2 separate regions of the Homo sapiens genome follow, and region 1 is linked to region 2. Evidence: read pairs that join two places in POLR2A ChIA-PET (ENCODE). Cell type or tissue: OCI-LY7. All regions are shown on one strand. Region 1 overlaps DPEP2NB (DPEP2 neighbor). Region 2 overlaps NFATC3 (nuclear factor of activated T cells 3).

What was found. ChIA-PET counts read pairs that join two places held together with the same protein. Peaks named below come from ENCODE experiments on the same cell type or tissue, not always from the same donor. Only the 100,000 strongest peaks of a DNase experiment are listed, where the experiment ranks them.
Region 1: POLR2A ChIA-PET joins it to region 2 with 5 read pairs; 4 of 35 experiments call an interaction of 5 or more read pairs at or near these places.

What each region holds. Positions count from the first base shown.
Region 1 is chr16:68,012,180-68,014,679 of GRCh38, reverse strand. It overlaps DPEP2NB (DPEP2 neighbor), which reads left to right. Exons shown (of 2, transcript NM_001282442.2): 2 at 268-1,244. The coding sequence ends at 572. Among named protein-coding and RNA genes, the nearest start is that of DPEP2NB, 2.5 kb to the left of the region's middle. In OCI-LY7, no CTCF peak of the experiment used is centred here; a DNase peak (open chromatin) is centred at 1,119.
Region 2 is chr16:68,217,590-68,220,089 of GRCh38, reverse strand. All of the region lies in intron 9 of NFATC3 (nuclear factor of activated T cells 3), which reads right to left. Among named protein-coding and RNA genes, the nearest start is that of MIR6773, 15 kb to the left of the region's middle. In OCI-LY7, no CTCF peak of the experiment used is centred here; no DNase peak of the experiment used is centred here.

The DNA.
Region 1 (2,500 bases), 210 kb after region 2:
CCTGAGATGTGACAGACCTTAAGAAATGTATTTTTGGTCATGGAAGGGATGAGGAGGATCTCCTGGTCTCCTGCTGCTGACACAGGCTCCACATAACTGCTTTCACAGCCAGCATCCTGTCTCAGGGACACATAGAGGTGATAGGCCAAGGCTGTGTCTGGGATGCGAAGAAGATGAAAGGACTTCTTAGGAAGAGTCGCGAGAGAGGGTAGGCTGTAACAGCACAATGTATAAGGTAAAAGTGACTAATTCTGGTTTTCTTTCCAGCTGCAGTGCCTGCCACTTCTCCTCCCACACCTGGGCACTACCATGTTCTCTACCGAGGGTGTGGAGAAACTCAGGTAGGCTGGCATGGGGAGACGTACTGCCTGGTTGGTGGCTACCGGGTCCATGGGGATGCTCCTTTGGCCACCCCAACAAAGGCTGAAGCAGAGAAGCCAGCCCCCAGGCGTGCTCCCAAGAGACGTCAAGCTACGATAGAGTCAGATAAAGACCTGGGTTGCTCTAGCCCCAAAATTCGGCGCTTGGAGCATCGTGGCAGGAGACTGACCCCACAGAAGCTTGCTGGCTGAGCCATTTGGGAGAAAGGACAAATGTTTAGCTGTCTAAGACAGCTAATGCCTCTTCTGCGGTGACCTCCCCTGCCCACCACTGCAGATAGAGCCTGAGTCATTCTGCCTATGCCTTCCTCATCCAGAAGCCCCCTTCCATGCTAACTACCCATGGCCAAGGAGCCTCAGAAACTGTGGTTTAAAATGAGAGGTTGCTTTGAACATCCCAAGGCTGAAGACGGCCTGGAAGAAAACCTGATGTTCCTCTACTCATCTCTCCAGAGTCCCTTTTTGGGCAGAAGATAGAAATAGTCTGCACTCTGCTAGCCGAGGAGTCAAGTGCAGAGAGGGAGTGCAGCATAGCCCAGTAAGGGCTTGATCTACCAGATGGGTCTTTGCTTTGAGTCACTGCCAGCAACTACCAGCACAAACCAGGAGGGCCAGGACTTGCTGAAACTGGAAGCAGCAGCCCATGGCTAGTCACAGCAGGAGAAAGCCTCCTGCTTGGCATCTCAGGAGGTAGAAGAAAGAGACCTGGGGAGACCTGCCACCTACAGCAAGAACAATAAGGAGGAAGTTGAGCAACATCCCCCTGAAGCTCACATGTTACTTTATTTCCTGCCCATTATGGCCCCAGTGAGGTCCCTACTGCTCAATTTAAAAAAAAATTAAAAAAATTATTTTTCCATAACAGTATTTGACTTGATCATCTTTTTTTTTTTTCTTTTTTGACGGAGTCTCACTCTGTCACCCAGGCTGGCGTGCAGTGGCACTATCTCGGCTCCCTGCAAGCTCCACCTCCTGGGTTCACGCCATTCTCCTGCCTCAGCCTCCCTGGTAGCTGGGACTACAGGCGCCCGCCACCACACCCAGCCAATTTTTGTATTTTTAGCAGAGACGGGGTTTCACCATGTTGGCCAGGATGGTCTTGATCTCCTGACCTCAAGATCTGCCCGCGTTGGCCTCCCAAAGTTCTGGGATTATAGGCATGAGCCACCATACCCAGCCTCTTTCTTCCTCCTCTTCTTATTCTTCTTCCTTCTTCCTTCTTTCTTCTTCTTCTCCTTCTCCTTCTCCTCCTTCTTCTTCCTCTTTTCTCTCTCTCTCTTAGATGGGGTCTCGGCCAGGCACAGTGGCTCAGTCCTGTAATCCCTGCACTTTGGGACGCTGAGGCAGTGGATCACCTAAGGTCAGAAGTTTGAGACCAGCCTGGCCAGCACAATGAAACCCCATCTTACTAAAAATACAAAAAATTGGCCAGGCGTGGTGGCTCACGCCTGTAATCCCAGCACTTTGGGAGGCCGAGGTGGGCGGATCACGAGGTCAGGAGATTGCGACCATCCTAACATGGTGAAACCCCATCTCTACTAAAAAATACAAAAAATTAGCCAGGCGTGGTGGCGGGTGCCTGTAGTCCCAGCTACTCGGGAGGCTGAGGCAGGAGAATGGCATGAACCCGGGAGGCAGAGCTTGTGGTGAGCCGAGATAGTGCCACTGCACTAAAGCCTGGGCGACATCCGTATCAAAACAAAAAAAAAAATACAAAAACTTAACTGGTCATGGTGGTGGGCACTTGTAATCCCAGCTACTCAGGAACCTCAGGCAGGAGAATCACTTGAACCTGGGAGGCAAAGGTTGCAGTGAGCCGAGATCATGCCACTGCACTCCAATCTGGGCAACAAGAGTGAAACTCTGTCTAAAAAAAAATAAAAAAAAAAAGGCCAGGCGCTGTGGCTCACACCTGTAATCCCAACACTTTGGGAGGCAGAGGCGGGCGGATCACAAGGTCAGGAGATCAAGACCATCCTGACTAACACAGTGAAACCCCGTCTCTCCTAAAAATACAAAAAATTAGTCAGTTGTGGTGGCAGGCACCTGTAGTCTCAGCTACTTGAGAGGCTGAGGCAGGAGAATGGCATGAACCCGGGAGGCGGAGCTTGCAGTAAGCC
Region 2 (2,500 bases):
AATTTGCCTGTGCCACCACAACAAAAGTAGAGTCACAGCTATCAATAATGTTTGCTGTAAGAGAAAAAGTTCGTATTCAAGAAATGTTCAAATTGGCAGTCCACTGGAATGCTATTTCTACACACAAGAATGAGGTGCTTGAGTACCAATAGGACTCTTATTTAGAGCTATTTCCCATGCTTAAGAATTCAAAGTTAGAACTGACAAGTATATAGTATGGAACCTCACAACCAGGTAGAGAGGGGCAGGGTAACCCAGTGTGCTCCCTCTTTGAAGGGAGTAGATACACACTGCCATATACACAAAATCCCAACGGGCCTTTCTAATTTGCAATTTTGTAAAGGATTTCGGGGTATTTTTAGACTCCATTTATATGTTATTTCCTCTTGAAGCTGCAATGAACATTCACCAAAGTTTGGTCATGTTATTCTTTTCCTGAACCTGAAGATTAAAGGTATTCATCCCCTGGGTAAACAATTTTATGAAGGTGTTATTATTATTATTATTACTATTATTATTTTAGGAGACAGTGTCTTAGTCTGCCACCCAGGCTGGAGTGAAGTGGTGTGATCATAGCTCACTACAGCCGTGAACTCCTAGGCTCAAGCGATCCTCCCGCTTCAGAGCCCTGCCCCAAGTAGCTGGGACTACAGGCATGTGCCACCAAGACCAGCTAATTTATTTTTTTATTTTTATTTATTTTTTTTGAGACAGAGTCTTGCTCTGTCACCTAGGCTGGAGTGCAGTGGCATGATCTCAGCTCACCGCAACCTCCGCCTCCCGGGTTCAAGCAATTCTCCTGCCCCAGCCTCCCAAGTAGCTGGGATTACAGGTACCTGCCACCATGCCCAGCTAATTTTTTTTGTATTTTAGTAGAGGCGGGGTTTCACCATGTTCAGGCTGGTCTCAAACTCCTGACCTTGTGATCTGCCCGCTTCAGCCTCCCAAAGTGCTGGGATTACAGGCGTGAGCCACCGCGCCTGGTCCAGCTGATTTATTTTTGGGGAGGATAGAGACAGGGTCTTATTATGTTGCCCAGGCTGGTCTCGAACTTCTGGCCTCAATTGATCCTTCTACCTCGCCTCGGCCTCCTAAAGCGCTGGCATTACAGGCATGAATCACCGTGCCCAGCCGAGATGTTGTTTTTATAAAATAAAGACTAAATGTATTTTAAAAATGAAGCCTACATGTATGCAATTATTATAAAAGCACCATCTAGGCCGGGCGTGGTGGCTCACGCCTGTAATCTCAGCACTTTGGGAGGCCGAGGCGGGCGGATCATGAGGTCAGGAGATTGGGACCATCCTGGCTAACATGGTGAAACCCCGTCTCTATTAAAAATACAAAAAATTAGCTGGGCGTGGCGGCAGGCACCTGTAGTCCCAGCTACTCAGGAGGCTGAGGCAGGAGAATGGAGTGAACCCATGAGGCAGAGCTTGCAGTGAGCCAAGATCGCACACTGCACTCCAGCCTGGGTGACAGAGTGAGACTCTGTCTCAAAATAAAAAAAAAAAGCACCATCTAAACTAAATACAGGAAAAAATACTGAATTCACCTTTTTTTTTTTTTTTTTTTGAGAGGCTCTCATTCTGTCGCCCAGGCTGGAGTGCAGTGGCACGATCTTGGCTCACTGCAACCTGCACAGCACCAAACCTGGCCAATTTTTTCTTAAATTTTTGGTAGAAACAGGGTTTGCCATGTTGCCCAGGCTGGTCTCAAACTCCTGAACTCAAGTGATCTGTCTGCCTCGGCCTTCCAAAGTGCTGGGATAACAGGCATGAGCCACCATGCCTGGCCTGAATTCACCTATTTATGGCATGAGTTGAGAAATTAATTTGGATTTATCAAAATCTGATTAATTTGGCCAGGTGTGGTGGGTCATGCTTGTAATCCCAGCACTTTGGGAGGTTGAGACAAGAGGATCACTTGAGCCCAGGGAGTTCCAGGATGCAGTAAGCTATGATCGTGCACCACTGCACTCCAGCCTAGGCAACAGTGTGAGACCCTGTCTCCAAATAAAACAAAAAAAAGGGAAAAACCAAAAAATATTCATTTGATTTTTCAAGCTACAGACAGAAATAAGTTCCTGAAAATTTAGAAGGTATCTATGGTAGGCTGCTAATTATCTTAATTCATTCTTCCACAGTAATCGAGGTTTAGTTAGTCACACTGACACCCAGCTACAGAGTATATTTCCTGGCTTCCCCAGTGTAGCTAGGTATGGCCCATGCAATTCGTTTTCTTCAATGAAATGTGAGCAAAAGCGATGTACGTATCTTCCTCATCACTTGCTTGGCCTCCTTCTTCCTCCCTTTTTCCCATCCCTTCCTCGGGCTAAGACTCAGTCATGACTAAGTGGTTTCTCTGCTTTGACAAAACCTAAGGAGAAAGAGGAACAACAAATTGAAAGGAATCTTGATCTCTGAATTATCATGAGGTGTGAGAGAAATTTCCTATGTGGAAATGTCTCTGGGATCTCCATTATACTCACTTAGCTAAT